Linked DNA regions of Homo sapiens: region 1 is linked to region 2. A link is an interaction called in ENCODE POLR2A ChIA-PET data of the cell type or tissue named here. Cell type or tissue: IMR-90. All regions are shown on one strand.

Region 1 (8,000 bases), 160 kb after region 2:
CTGGGGCCGTGCTGGTGGCTGGACTCTGAGCTTCCCTCTGAGCCTTGGTCTCTTCACCAAAACCACTTGGGGGTGGATCTGACTCACATAGAGGCCCCTGCCGCTGGTCAGGCACTGCCTGGGATGGACCACGCAGGATGGGGGTGGGCAACGGTAAAAATACACCAAGGCCCAGAGTCCAGGCTCCTAGTGTCCAGCTATCACTGGGGCCTAGGAGTGCCCACCCCAACCCTCCATCCACAAGAACTCCTGAAACGGGACTCGGGATCACAGCATCCATTCAGTTTTTGTCTGGGTCCAGTGGCTCACGCCTGTAATCCCAGCACTTCAGGAGGCCCAGGTGGGAGGGTCACTTGAGCTCAGGAGTTCGACACCAGCCAGCGCAACATAGTGAGACCCCTTCTCTTCTAAAAGAATGTATCTGGGCTGGGTGCCGTGGCTCACGCCTGTAATCCCAGCACTTTAGGAGGCCAAGGCAGGCAGATCACGAGGTCAAGAGATCGAGACCATCCTGGCAAACATGGTGAAACCCCGTCTCTACTAAAAAATACAAAAAAATTAGCCGGGCGTGGTGGCGGGCACCTGTAGTCCCAGCTACTTGGAAGGCTGAGGCAGGAGAATGGCGTGAACCCGGGAGGCAGAGCTGCAGTGAGCCGAGATCGCACCACTGCACTCTAGGCTGGGCAACAAAGCGAGACTCCATCTCAAAAAAAAAAAAAAAAAAAAGTGTATCCAGAGATCTGGCAGGAGACTCAGGGAAAAATCACTGCAGCGTTGTAACCCCATTTTTCTCCTCTGTAAAGCGGGGGTGGCATGGACAGTCTCCTCGAGTTGCTACAGGGTTGAAGGGGCACTGTTTGGGAGCTGTGAGGTGCTCCTGCTTCCACCCGGGGCCTGCACGAGTCCTCCTGGCTCTGAACCCCCGACCCAGGACTGGCTCAGGGTGAGGGGTCAGTGGTCCGCATGGTGGAGAGAGAGAAATTCTGAGCCAACAGACTCTGTTCAGGGGACAGGAAAGGCCCTCATCCCCGCTGGCTTCCAGATCTCCCAGATAAGGAGAAATTAATGTTTGATCTGAGCTTCATTCCAGAGACAGACAAACCAGTTTACTGCTGCTGACTGAGAGGACACCCCACCCCTGCTATCGCACCTCACCGCCCTTTGGACTTGACACAGGACTTCTCCTGGGCCCCATGGGTCCCATTGTCCTCAGGCCCCTGTGCTTAGCATGGACCGGGCAGTCGGTGGGCCTGGGGGATGTTTGCTAAAATCAGGTTGCAAATCCAGCCCGCCACCTTCCGCCACTTCTTAGTGGGAGAAGCTGCCTCCGAAGCCAGGGATGGGACCCTCATCAGGAAGTCAGCCTCATGGATCCCAACGTAGACGCTGCCAGGAGGAGAAGAACACAGAGATCTGACTGCCTCACTGAGCAGCTGTTAGCCTTGGCCGAGCCACTTCCCCTCTCTGGGCTCCAGACCCTCAGCTGTAGAAAGGAGTCTTAATCCCTTCTCCCCTCCAAATCTGCTCTTCCCCATCTCATCTCAGTTGGGAGCTCCCCAACTCCATCCTTTTGGCTCCTCAGGCTAGAACTAGGGTCCCCCTTGACTCCTCCCTCACTCTCACCCCACCTCCAGTCCATCAGCAAAGTCCTGTGGGCCCAACCTTCAAAATACATCCACCACGAGAACTTTCCTCCGGCCCGCACCGGTGCCAGCCTGCACCACGCCATGCTGCTCCCTCCTTTACCTATCTGGTGTGATCCAAGACGAACTTAGCACCTAGAAAGAGCCTTCCGTCTTCCACGCATGTTAATTAGAAAATTTACCTGTTTGGCCTGGCACGGTGGCTCGTGCCTGTAATCCCAGCACTTTGGGAGGCCGAGGAGGGTGGATCACCTGAGCTTGGGAGTTCGAGACCAGCCTGACCAACATGGTGAAACCCCGTCTCTTCTAAAAATACAAAATTAGCCAGGTGTGGTGGTGCATACCTGTAATCCCAGCTACTTGGGAAGCTGAGGCAGGAGAATCGCTTGAACCCAGGAGGTGGAGGTTGCGGTGAGCCAAGATCGCGCCGTTGGACTCCAGCCTGGGCAACAAGAGTGAAACTCTGTCTCAAAAAAAAAAAAAGAAAGAAAGAAAGAAAGAAAATCTACTCATTCATTCATTCATCAAACACTGCTGAGAATGTGCCCTATGCAGGACACGGGAGGAGGAGGATTTGGGCCAGGCCTTGGAGAATGGGGGGCTTCCATGATGGAACGTGCAGCATGGGCACCCCAGGCAGTGGGCACAGCAAGTATAAAAAGAGCTTCAAGGCAGGGGTGGGGGGCTTCGACTATTGATGTCAGAGTTGGAGGGCACTGCAAAAGTCCTCATCCTTGGAGCCACCAAAGGGCAAGAGAGAGCTGGGTGAGCTTAGGGACCTGTCAGTGTTCAGTGGGGCTGGTGCCAGGGAATGAGGTAAGACAGGAAGGAGGGGAGGTGGAGAGGTTGCTGGGAGCTGACTGGCCACCAGGGCCTTGCACACTGGGGTAGGAAGCGTGGGCTTTATTTTTTTATTTTATTTTATTTTATTTTTGAGATGGAGTCTTGCTCTGTCACCCAGGCTGGAGTGCAGTGGTGCGATCTCGGCTCACTGCAGCCTCCGCCTTCCAGGTTCAAGCAATTCTCCTGCCTCAGCCTCCTGAGTAGCTGGGACTATAGGTGCACGCCTCCACACCTGGCTAATTTTTGTATTTTTAGTAGAGACGGGGGTTTCACCATGTTGGCCAGGATGGTCTCGATCACCTGACCTCATGATCTGCCCTCCTTGGCCTCCCAAAGTGCTGGGATTACAGGGGTGAACCACTGCGGCTGGCCGGAAGCGTGGGCTTTATTCAGAGGACAGTGGGTGACCTTGAAGGGCTTTACATGAGGAAAGTGACAACCAGACTTGCGCTTTAGAAATGTCACTCTGGGGCCCAGATGAGACGCAGAACCACGCTTGCCCCTTCCTTTCCAGCTGCGGCCCCGGAACTTGCAGCTGCATTGATGTTGATGCCTAGGAAGAACCAGATTGCCGTTTATGAACTCCTTTTTAAGCAGGGAGTCATGGTGGCTAAGGAGGGTGTCCACCTGCCTAGGCACCCGGAGCTGGCAGACAAGAATGTGCCCAACCTTCACATCATGAAGGCCATGCAGTCCCTCAAGTCCCAAGGCCACAGGGAGGAACAGTTTGCCTGGAGACATTTCTACTGGCACCTTACCCGTGAGGGTATCCAGAGTATCCGTGAGGACCTCCATCTACCCCCTGAGACTGTGCCTGCCACCCCACACTGCAGCCCTCCAGAGACTGGCAGGCCTCGGCTAGGTCTGGAGGGCAGTCGACCTACAAGACTCACAAGAGGGGAAGCTGACAGAGACCAACAGATGGGGCACTGTGCCTCCTGGTGCAGACCAGAAAGCCGAGGCTGGGGCTGGGTCAGCAACCAAGTTTAGAGGCAGATTTGATCGTGGACATGGTCAGCCATGTCAGTAAAACTGGAGAGGATTATTTTGCATTGAATAAACTTATAGCCAGAAAAACTTTTTATTTTATTTATTTTTTATTTTTTTTATTGAGACAGAGTCTCACTCTGTTGCCCAGGCTGGAGGGCAGCAATGTGATCCCAGCTCACTGCAACCTCCCCACCTCCCGAGTTCAAGTGATTCTCCTGCCTCAGCCTCCCAAGTAGCTGGGATTACAGGCGCCTGCCACCATGCCCGTCTAATTTTTTTTGTATTTTTAGTAGAGATGGGGTTTCACCATGTTGGTCAAGCTGGTCTTGAAGTTCTGACCTCAGGTGATCCGCCCTTCTCGCCCTCTCAAAATGTTGGGATTACAGGCGTGAGTCACGGCGCCCGACCCAGAGAAACTTTTTTAAAAAAGAAATGTTACCCTGGCTTCTGGGTGGGGACGCATCAGAGGAGTGATGCATGAACAGGGAGACCCAGTAGGAGGCCAGTCTCCGTAGAAGACAGGGTGTGGACACCAGGGTCCCATGGCCTGGGTTTAAAACCCACCTCCCTACTCCCTGTGTCTTACCTGGAGGACGCTGGGTCTGTCTACCTGTCCATCTCGGCAGGGTCAGGCACTGTGCGGGTGCCGCGGTTAGAGCTCGCGTTTTAGCGGGCAGTTATTCAACTGCCTTGAGCCTCACTTCATCTGAAGGTAATGGAGGTAATAACAGTACCTGCCTGCCAGACCAGATGTGACAGATAAGTTGAAATGTGTAAAACCCCTAGCACAGTCCCTGACACGTGGGGTCAATTGTTATTATGTTATTAGTCCAGGCATGAAAGTGTGGAGGGGGCCAATTACATGTGTGAGGGCTCAACCACACCCCCCAGAACTCATCTGTCAAAGTCCTAAGCTTTAGTACCTCAGTAAGTGCCTGTATTTGGAGACAGGTCTTTAAAAGGGTAATTAAGCTAACATGAGGTCATTAGGGTGGGCCTAATCCAATATGACTGGTATTCTTATAACAAGAGGAGGTTAAGGCTGGGCGCGGTGGCTCACACCTGTAATCCCAGCAGTTTGAGAGGCTGAGGCGGGCGGATCACCTGAGGTCAGGAGTTTGAGACCAGCCTGGCCAACATGGAGAAACCCCGTCTCTACTAAAAATAAAAAAAAATTAGCCGGGCATGGTGGCACACACCTATAATCCCAGCTACTCAGGAGGCTGAGGCAGGATAATTACTTGAACCCAGGAGGCAGAGGTTTGGAGTAAGCCGAGATCGCACCATTGCACTCTAGCCTGGACGACTGAGCCAGACTCCATCTCAAACAAGCAAACAAAATAAATAAATAAATAAATAACAAGAGGAGGTTAGTGGGCTGGGCGTGGTAGCTCACACCTGTAATCCCAGCACTTTGGGAGGCTGAGGTGGGAGGATTGCTTGAGGTCAGAAGTTCAAGACCAGCCTGGGCAACAAAGTGAGCTCTTGTCTCTACAAAAATTTAAAAATAAGCCAGGTGGCGGCAGGCGCAGTGGCTCACACCTGTAATCACAGCACTTTGGGAGGTCAGGGCGGGTGGACCATGAGGTCAGGAGTTCAAGACCAGCCTGGCCAAGTGGTGAAACCCTGTCTCTACTAAAAAAAAAAAAAATACAAAAATTAGCTGGGCATGGTGGCAGGCACCTGTAATCCCAGGTACTCGGGAGGCTGAGGCAGAGAATTGCTTGAACCCGGGAGGCAGAGGTTTCAGTGCACTCCAGCCTGGTGACAGAGTGAGACTCTGTCTCAAAAATAAATTAAAAAAAAATAAGCCACGTGTGGTGGCACATGCCTGTGATCCAAGCTATCTGGGAGGCTGAGACAGGAGGATCGCTTGAGCCCAGGAGCGGGAGGCTGCAGTGAGCTATGATCGTGCCACTGGACTCCAGCCTGGGCAACAGAAAGAGACCTTGTCTCTTAAAAAAACAAATAAACAAACAAAAAACGGAGATTAGGACACACACACACAGAGGAAAGCCCATGTGAGGACACAGGGAGAAGACTGCCATCTGCAAGCCAGGAAGAGTGGGCTCAGGAAGAACCCTTGATCTTGATTAGCCAGCACCTTGATCTTGGACTTCCAGTCTCTGGAACTGTGAGAACGTGAATTTCTGTGTAAGCCACCCGGTCTGCCTTACTCATTATATCAACCCTGGAACACTAATGCACCGTGCCAGGCAGCGGTGGCAGCATCAGAATGGAAGAGGTGGGTTCCAGAGTCACTGGGAAGATCCGTGTGCCCAGCACGCAGTAGGCACTCAACAAACACCTGTTGAGTAAGTTTGGATTCTACGTGAGAGGGGCCTGAAAGGAAAGAGATGGCCCAGAGGAGACAGGACTAGTCCAACAGAGCCCAGGGCTGTGGTGACACCTGGGGAATGTGGGGGACCCTGCCACTGCCCACCACCGCAGTCACAGGGCACATTCACACCCACGACTGCACTTCATCCCACCCCTCTGCAAGAGGACCCCTTGAGCATCCCCATCTTCCTGAAAAAGAAACCAAGGGTAAGGACCACCACAATGAGAATCACAGCCAGGGCTGAACACGGCTCTTCAGAGAGTCCTGTCATGCGCGGCCCCTTGGAGTCACCAAGGAGGGCATGTTCTGCAGGACGGGCAGCTGGAAATGTGGGTCTGGAGCTTGGGAGACAGGTGGGGGCCCCTTAGAGCAAAGTGGGCGTCCTCATCACAGAGTGAGGATAGACGAGTGAGCACCAGGCAGGGACTTGGGTTTCTCCACTGGGGTTTTTGTTTCTCGTTTTAAAGTGACTGAATCTCTGGTCGGGCACAATGGCTCACACCTGTAATCCCAGCACTTTGGGAGGCTGAGGCAGGTGGATCACCTGAGGTCAGGAGTTCAAGACCAGTCTGGCCAACATGGTGAAACCCCATCTCTACTAAAAAAAATACAAAAATCAGCTGGGTGTGGTGGCACGCACCTGTAATCCCAGCTACATGGGGGGCTGAGGCAGAAGAATCGCTTGAACCCGAAAGACGGAGGTTGCAGTGAGTTGAGATTGCCCCACTGTACTTCAGCCTGGGCAACAGAGCAAGGCTCCATCTCTAAATAAATAAATAAAGTAGCTGAATCTGAAAGCACTGAAAAGCTTGACTTCCAGAGTCCTGGGACAGAGCCCCCACAATGAAAGCCAGCACTTGCTGTGGTGGGATTCCTGCAACTTCTCTGACTTCTGAAGAGAGGAGTCATGGAAACCGACTGGACCCGGGCTCTTCAGTGTTTGGAGAGACATTTCTGGGTCAAGAATTTCCAGCCCATAAATTCCCCATGCTTCAGATTCAAAGGAGGTCTGTGAAGGGCTGGGCTTTGCTTAACCTTTCACATCGCAAAACTTCCTGCCTCTCTGGCCTCAGACAAACACATCCTCCAGGCCAGGGTTCAGAAGGACGGTCTGATGGATCTAGATGTATAAATGACCTCAAGTCAGACTGAATCTGAGTGCTCTAGAAGTGGCCTGATCAAAAAGGAAACATTAAAAAAAATTTTTTTTTAACTTTGGGCTGGGCACAGTGGCTCATGCCTGTAATCCTAGCACTTTGGAGGCCGATGCAGGAGGATCAGTTGAGCCTGGGAGTTTTAGACTAGTCTGGGAAACATGGTGAAATCCCACCTCTATAAAAATACAAAAATTAGCTGGGTGTGGTCGCCCCTGCCTGTAATCCCAGCTACTAGAAAGGCTGGGGTGGGAGGATAGCTTGAGCTCAGCGAGGTCGAGGCTGCAGTGACCAGGGATCATGCCAGTGCACTCCAGCCTGGGTGACGCAGAGAGATCTTGTCTCAAAAAAAAAAAAAAAAGAAAAAAACAAATAAACTTAGGAAAGTGCACGTGGAGCAGCAAGGGACACTGGCAGGTGTCAGGCCCCCTTTTTCTCCTGTTTCCCCTCCACTGACACAAGCAATGGTCTCTCCCAAGTGAATTTCCCACCATGACTCATTTCTCCTGTACTTCCCCCTCTTCAGAATGAGCCAAACAAAAGTCAGCAATCTTTGAAGTGGACATTTGTTTATAAATCTAAGATTTTTTTCTTTCCAGAACATGTTTTGGGCCTTTGCAGATTATTGTTTTAACATTTTCCTTCAAATGTTCTCCCCATATTTGGGCAAGGCAAGAGACAAGAGGACTTTTTGGGGTTTTTGTTTTTTTTTTAAAGAAACTGCAGCGTTTTGGAGAAAACAATTTCCTGGGCCTACTTCCTCTCACAGGTGATTCTGAGCTGGGCCTTTAAGATCAACCCTGCTGAGGCCAGGCACGGTGGCTCACACCTGTAATCCTTGCACTTTGGGAGGCTGAGGCTGGTGGATCTTGAGGTTAGAAGTTCAAGACCAGCCTGGACAACATGGTGAAACCCTGTCTCTACTAAAAATACAAAAATTAGCCAGATGTGGTGGTGCACACCTATAGTCCCAGCTACTTGGGAGGCTGAGGCAGGAGAATGGCTTGAACCTGGGAGGCGAAGCGTGCA
Region 2 (8,000 bases):
AGAACCGAGAGCTGATCATATTTTATTACCTTTGTGATGCTTATCATCGTCTGACATGAGCTTGTTATGATTGATGACTGTGGTTCTCCTGTGATGAGAATGGAAACTTCAGGAGGCCAGAAACCTCATCTCCATTCCTGTTGTACCTCTGGCACCCAAAGCAGTAGCAGGCACAGAGTAGACCATTAACAAATAGTTGCTAGTTGTTGAGTGACTGTTGGTGAAATTTTATCATTTTATCAAATTCTTAAAAATATACATTTTTAAAAGCTGGGATACTATTCAAAAATCATCTCAGCAGCCTGGGTGTGATGGCTCATGCCTGTAATCCCAGCACTTTGGGAGGCGGAGGTGGGAGGATCACTTGAGGCCAGGAGTTCAAGACCAGTCTGGGCACTATAGAAAGACCCTATCTCTAAAAATTTTTTTTAATTAGCTGGGTGTGGTGGGCACCTGTAGTCCCAGCTACTCCAGAGGCTGAGGTGGGAGGAGCGCTTGGGCCCAGGAGGTCAAGAATGCAGTGAGCCATGAACACACCACTGCACTCCAGCCTGGGCAACAGAGCAAGATTCTGTCTCAAAAAAAAAAAAGGTCTCATCATATATTTTTTCTAGCTTGATCACATATGCACAAACACGTATCATTCTTAGTTCTTGTTAGAATTCTCCATTAACCGGCACTATGGATTTTAACAAGTTACTTAATCCATCCAGGCTAAAGGCATCATCTACAACATGAGATTATTCTAATACTTTATTTCTACGACTTCCTCCAGCTCTAATCTCCTATTATTCAATGTATTCTGCTTCATAGTACAAAGGGTTTAAGCCATACCCCAGTCCCAATGTACTGACTTCAGTTTCTGGGCATTCCTTACCCGTGGGTGGGTGTGGGTGCTTCCTGGGATACTTGATGGTATCCCATTAGTGTCAAGACCACATGGACATTCCCATGCAGAAATATTGGTGAAAGTCCTACAGCTGATCCAAGAGCCAGAAGCTCCGCAGGTCCCTGAGGAAGGAAGATAGAGACTCCCTCATGCTGTGCCACTCTGGAAATTCATTGGTCCAGATCAGTATCTGCTTTTTTTTTTTTTTTTTTTGAGATGGAGTTTCACTCTTGTTGCCCAGGCTGGCATGGAATGGCACAATCTCAGCTCACCGCAACCTCCGCCTCCCAGGTTCAAGCAATTCTTCTGCCTCAACCTCTCGAGTAGCTGGCACTACAGACAGGTGTGTGCCACTACGCCCAGCTAATTCTGTATTTTTAGTAGAGAAGGGGTTTCTCCATGTTGGTCAGGCTGGTCTTGAACTCCCAACCTCAGGTGATCCGCCTGCCTCGGCCTCCCAAAGTGCTGGGATTACAGGCGTGAGCCACCACGCCTGGCCAATATCTGCTTCTCATCTTCACAGACACAGGCGATTTCTCTGAGGCCTTCCTAGTGGCATGCCTGTGTTGCTCATGGTCTGGCTGGTTCCATCCTGCAGCCAATCACCATAGAAGTCAACGGATCAATTATGCAGCAAACCCAACCAACTGTTGGACAGGTGGAAAACAACAGACTGGCTGGTAACCTTCAGTCTTTTTGTCTCTACCTGAAATCTAAAAGGTCCAACCTAACCCCTAAATACCGACGGAAAACCTACAGCATAATTAATGTGAAAGGCAAGGGGAGGAAATGGGATGGGATGGAGGAAGGACCACAGTGCAGACCAACAAGACCAAGGTCAATCCAAGTTTCGGCAATTACAAATACAACTTCTATAAACATCCACGGGCAGGTTTTCGTACAGACGTAAGTTTACAAGTTTTCCTTTGGGTAAATACCAAGGACTGTGGTTACTGGTACATAAGGTAAGAGTGTGTTTAGCTTTGTAAGAAACTGACAAACTATTTTCCAAAGTGGCTGTGCCATTTTTCATTCTCACCAGCAACGAATGAGGGTTCCTGCTGCTCCACGTCTTCGCCTGCATTTGGTGTTGTCAGTGTTCTGGATTTTGCCCGTTCTAATATGTGTGTTGTGGCATCTCGTTTTGGACATAGACTTTTTTTGTTTTTGTTTTTTTTGAGACGGAGTCTTGCTCTGTTGCCCAGGCTGGAGTACAGTGATGCCATCTCGGCTCACTGCAACCTCCACCTCCCGGGTTCAAGCAATTCTTCTGCCTCAGCCTCCCGAGTAGCTGGGACTACAGGCACGCACCACAACGCCCGGCTAATTTTTATATTTTTAGTAGAGATGGGGTTTCACCATATTGGCCAGGCTGCTCTCAAACTCCTGACCTTGTGATCTGCCCGTCTCGGCCTCCCAAAGTGCTGGGATTACAGGCATGAGCCACCATGCCTGGCCTGGACATAGACATATTTAGATGAGAGGGCAGAACACTTCAGAAATTACGATTGACATGTGCAAAAGCAAAGGCTGAAAGGCACAAACTGTGCTTGGGCAGGAGGTGCATGGTGCTGTGAAAGAGACCACCTCGCCAGGCAGCCAGGACCTGGAAGACCTACGGGATGTCAGGGGCTGCACTCGGCAACTCGCACCCAGGATCTCATGTGCTTGTCTATTTCATGTTTCATAGATGCATGCATTGTGCCCCCTCTACATTTTATGTTCCAGGATATCTGTAATCACTTGTACTCATCACTCCACCACTTGTGTGAGTTGTACTTGTCCCAGTATTTGGTCCAGTGCCCCAAACACATTAAGTGATCCTTGTTTTCTGAAAACAAAGGCAGAGATGTGGTCATCTTGCCTGTGTAGCTGGTACCTTGGACATGCACAAGTTGTGATGTAATAAAGCTACAGCTCTTTTTTTTTTTTAGATGGAGTCTCACTCTTGTCACCCAGGCTGGAGTGCATTGTCGTGATCTTGCCTCACTGCAACCTCCACCTACTGAGTTCAAGGGATTCTCCTGCCTCAGCCTCCCAAGTAGCTGGTATTACAGGCATGCACCACCAAGTCTGGCTAATTTTTTTGTGTATTTTTAGTAGAGATGGTGTTTCACCATGTTGGTCAGCCTGGTCTCGAACTTCTGACCTCGTGATCCGCCCACCTCGGCATCCCAAAGTGCTGGGATTACAGGCGTGAGCCACCACACCTGGCCAAATACAGCTCTTTTACCTCCTGCTCTGCATATGAAATCTGTTCGGAGGGAGCAGCCCTCCTCTGGCCAGGATGAAAACTCTGGCAGGCCCTCGACTTTCCTATGTACTCTCAGGTAATAAGCAGTTGCTCTAATTACCAAACACAATCTCTTTAAAAAATTATTATTTTTAGAGACATTGTCTCGCTTTTTCACTCTGTTGCTCAGAATGAAGTGCAATGGCACAATCATAGCTCACTGCACCCTTGAACTCCTGGGCTCAAGCAATCCTCCCACTTCAGCCTCTCTAGAAGCTGGGATTACAGGTGCATGCCACCATGCTCAGCTAGTTTTTAAATTTTTTGTAGAGACAGGGTCTTGCCATGTTGCCCAGAGTGGTCTCAAATTCCTGGCTTCAAGTGATCCACCCATCTCTGTCTCCCAAAGTGTTGGGATTACAGATATAATCCACCATGCCTGGCCCAAATACAGTCTTGATTCAGAAACTCAAGCCCAAGATATCAATCAAGTCTCCAGATTTGATCTAATGTGAGACCTTCTCACATTAGAAGAGTCTGCTTCTACAGGGGAAGTGGGCAGTTCTCCTCCTCTCCATTTCTCTTATCTTGTACTACTCTCTCTCCTGCATCCAAGCCCATCACCCAGCTTCCCAGCCAGTTTTTGGCCCCTGAAGTAGGAAGGTAGGCAGTAAAAAGTGGTAAGGAGATAGAAAAGGACCTAAATTGGAAGCATCAAAAACTAGTTTCACACTGTCCAGGCCATAAATTACCAAAAAAAAAAAATGGCTATAATTCTTCACTCCTTCCTGAATCTGTGCCCTTTTCATGTGACCTTGCAATTGTTCTCACTAAAGAGGCAGAGTTGATTTTCCTACCCGTTAAATCTGGGCTGGCATTGTGACTTGCTTCAGCTGATAGAATGCTGTGGAAATGGTGGCCTTCCAGTTCCAAGCCCAGGCCTCAAGAGATCTTGCATACTTGTGCTGACTGTCATGATCTCCACGTGAATACCAGGCTAGCCTGCTGGAGGATGAGACACCACATGGAGCCAGGCCAAGTCACTCCAGCCAAGGCCAGCCTAGACCAGCCCTGTCCCAGACAACTTGCCAGCTGACAAAAAAACACATGAAAAAGCCCAGCCCAGTCCAGTCTAGACCAAAAAAGTCCAGCGGACAAGTCAATTACCACAGACTTTGTCATGGTTTGGAGCCAATAAGTTTTGGGGATGTTTGTTACACACCCCTATGATGGCAATAAGTAACAGCTACACTCCAGTTCTGGCAAATGTTCAAAGGTGATTCTCTTCTGGGGCACTCTCATGGACTCTTTGAAGAGCCCTGCTGTGGAAGGCCTCTCCCTGCAACTCTGAAGGCGTAGGGAATTCATATTTTCCTTCAGATCCTCCGATCTCCTCCCTCGGCTCTGTTTCTCCGGTGGTTCACTCCACCCTGTCTCTCCCTGTTGAGGTCACCTCATTTGAAATTGTAACTTTCAAATGAAACCCTTCAGGCCTGGAAAAACATAAAAGAGTGCAGAGAAATAAGCCAGGTACAAAAGAACAAATACTGTATGATTCCACAGATAAAGTATCAATAACAGGCAAATTCATAGAGACAAAAAGTCTAATAGAGGTGTCAGGGCTGAGGAGAGGGGGTTGGGGAGTTGTTTAATGGGTACAGAGTTTCTCTCTGAGATAATGAAAAAGTTCTGGGAGTGGATAGTATTGAGAGTGACACAACATGGAGAATTTATTTGATGCCACTGAATTGTATGCTTACACTTAATAGACTTAAATATGGTGTCTGGACAGGGCTGCCAATTCATTCCATGAAGGCAATGTCACTCTGCTACCAAAATCACACAAAGACATCACAAGAAAAGAAAACTAGGACGGGCACAGTGGCTAATGCCTGTAATCCCAGCACTTTGGGAGGCCAAGGTCAGAGGATCACCTGAGGTCAGGAGTTCGAGACCAGCCTGACCAACATGGTGAAACTCCATCTCTACTAAAAATACAAAAATTAGCCAGGCGTGGTGGCACATTCCTGTAGTCCCAGCTACTCAGGAGGCTGAGGCAGGAGAATCGCTTTAACCCAGGAGGCAGAGATTGCAGTGAGCCAAGATCGCACCACTACATTCCAGCCTGGATGACTCCGTCTCAAAAAAAGAAGAAAGAAAGAAAGAAGGAAGGAAAGAAAGAAAGAAAGAAAGAAAGAAAGAAAGAAAGAAAGAAAGAAAGAAAGAGAAAACTAAAGACCAATATCTCTTTTGAATGTACCATAAAACTCCTCAATCAAATATTAGCGAATTAAATCCAGAAACATATAAAGAGGATTATATGCCATGACCAAATGGGGATTTATCCCAGAAATCAAATGAGATTCTTATCTCAAGAATGCAAGTTTGATTTAACATCCAAAAATTAATATGATGTACCATATAGATAGAATAAAGAACAAAAATCACATGGTCATCTCAGGAGATACAAAAAAGGCATTTGACAAAATCCAGAACCCTTTCATAAAAACATGCAGCAAGTGAGGAATAGAAGGAAACTTCCTCAACCTGATCATATGTGAAAAACTCACAGTTACATTTCTTTTTATTTTTTATTTTTTAGACAAAGTTTTGCTCTTGTTGCCCAGGTTGGAGTCCAATGGCATGATCTCGGCTCACCGCAACCTCCGCCCGCCTCCCGAGTTCAAGCGATTCTCCTACCTTAACCTCCAGAGTAGCTGGGATTATAGGGATGCACCACCACGCCAGGCTAATTTTTTGTATTTTTAGTAGAGACTGGATTTCTCCATGTTGGTCAGGCTGGTCTTGAACTCCCGAACTCAGGTCATCCACCCACCTCAGCCTCCCAAAGTGCTTGGATTACGGGCGTGAGCCACCATGCCCGGCCCACAGTTACATTCTACTTGATGATGTGAGGTTGAATGCTTTTCTCCTAAGATCAAGAACAAGGATATCCATTCTTGTTACTTTCATTCAACACATTACTGGAGATTGTGGCCAGAGCTATTAGGCAATAAAAAGAAATGAAAGGCATCCAGATTAGAAATAAAGGAGTAAAACTATTTCTATTCATGGATGACATAACCTTGTATATAGAAAATCTTAAGAAACCCACAAAAACTATTAGAACTAATCAAAGAAGTTCGGTAAATTATAGGATACACGATCAATATCAAAAATTAATTGTATCTCAGCTGGGTGGAGTGGCTCACGTCTGTCATCCCAGCACTTTTGGAGATCAAGGCAGGCAGATCACTTGAGGTCAGGAGTTCAAGACCAGCCTGGCCAACATAGTGAAACCCGGTTTCTACTAAGAATACAAAATTAGCCAGATGTGGTTGCAGATGCCTGTAATCCCAACTACTCGGGAGGCTGAAGCATGAGAATAGCTTGAACCCAGGAGGCAGTGGTTGCAGTGAGCCAAGATTATGCCACTGCACTGCAGCCTGGGCGACACAGAGAAACTCTGTCTCAAAAAAAAAAAAATTAATTGTATCTCTAATATTAGCAATGAAAAATCTGAAGATTAATGAAGAAGAAAATTCCATTTACAATAGCATTGATAAAAATAAAATACTTAGAAATACAATTTAATAAGAGAAATATACTTGTACACTGAAAACTACAATATTGTTGGAACAAAATTAAACAAAACCTGAGTAAATAAAAGACACCCGCGTTCATGGATTGTTAGCGTGGGAGTACTCCCCAAATTCATCTACAGATTCACTGCAACCTCTGTGAAAATTCCAGCTGCTTTTTTTTCTCCAGAAATTGACAAGCTGAACCTAAAATTCATACAGAAATGCAAGAGACCCAGAATAGCCAAAACAATTTTGAAAAAGAACAAGCTTGGAAGACCACATTTTCTGATTCCAAAATTTACTACAAAGCTACAGTAATAAAGATAGTGCGGTGCTGACATCAGAATAGTCACGTACATCAATGGAATCAAACTGAGAGTCCAGAAATAAACCTTCACATTCATGGTCAATTGATTTTGACAAGTGTGTCAAGACCCTTTAATGGGGAAAGAGCAGTATTTTCAATAATTAGTGCTGGGACAACCAGATATTCACATACAAAAGGACGAAGCTGAACTACTACCTCACACCATTGCAAAAATTTAACTCGAAATGGAACCAAGCTCTACCTTACACCATAAACAAAAATTAAGGAGGTGGGCAAATCACTTGAGGTCAAGAGTTCAAGACCAGTCTAGCCAACATGGCGAAATTTTCTCTCTACCAAAAAATACAAAAATTACCCGGGCATGGTGACACACGCTTGTAGTCCCAGCTACTCAGGAGGCTGAGGCAGGAGAATCACTTGAACCTGGGAGGCGGAGGTTGCAGTAAGCCAAGATCACACCACTACACTCCAGCCTGGGCGACAGAGTGAGACCCTATCTCAAAAAACAAACACACAACAAAACTCAAAATGAATCAAAGACCTAAACATAAGACCTAAAACTATAAAATTCTTAGAAGAAAATATGGGAGAAAAACTCCATAACATCGGATTTGGCAATGATTTCTTGGATATGACACCAAAAGTACAGGCAGCAAAATAAAACTTAAAAATTTAAAAGTTCTGTTCATCAAAGGACATAATCCACAGAGTGAAAGGGTGGCCCTGGAACAGAAAAAAAAAAAAGTTTGCAAATCATATATCTGATAAGTCATTAATATCCACAGTATATAAAGAATTCCTGGCCGGGCGTGGTGGCTCACGCCTGTAATCCCAGCACTTTGGGAGGCCGAGGCGGGTGGATCACAAGGTCAGGAGATCGAGACCATCCTAGCTAACATGGTGAAACCCTGTCTCTACTAAAAATACAAAAAATAAGCCAGGCGTGGTGGCGGGCACCTGTAGTCC

What was found. ChIA-PET counts read pairs that join two places held together with the same protein. Peaks named below come from ENCODE experiments on the same cell type or tissue, not always from the same donor. Only the 100,000 strongest peaks of a DNase experiment are listed, where the experiment ranks them.
Region 1: POLR2A ChIA-PET joins it to region 2 with 5 read pairs; 4 of 35 experiments call an interaction of 5 or more read pairs at or near these places.

The regions. Positions count from the first base shown.
Region 1 is chr22:45,272,570-45,280,569 of GRCh38, forward strand. It overlaps the pseudogene RPS10P31. Among named protein-coding and RNA genes, the nearest start is that of UPK3A, 8.4 kb to the right of the region's middle. In IMR-90, no CTCF peak of the experiment used is centred here; a DNase peak (open chromatin) is centred at 7,472; H3K27ac peaks cover 940 bases.
Region 2 is chr22:45,108,367-45,116,366 of GRCh38, forward strand. No RefSeq gene overlaps it. Among named protein-coding and RNA genes, the nearest start is that of NUP50-DT, 51 kb to the right of the region's middle. In IMR-90, no CTCF peak of the experiment used is centred here; a DNase peak (open chromatin) is centred at 4,125; H3K27me3 peaks cover 179 bases.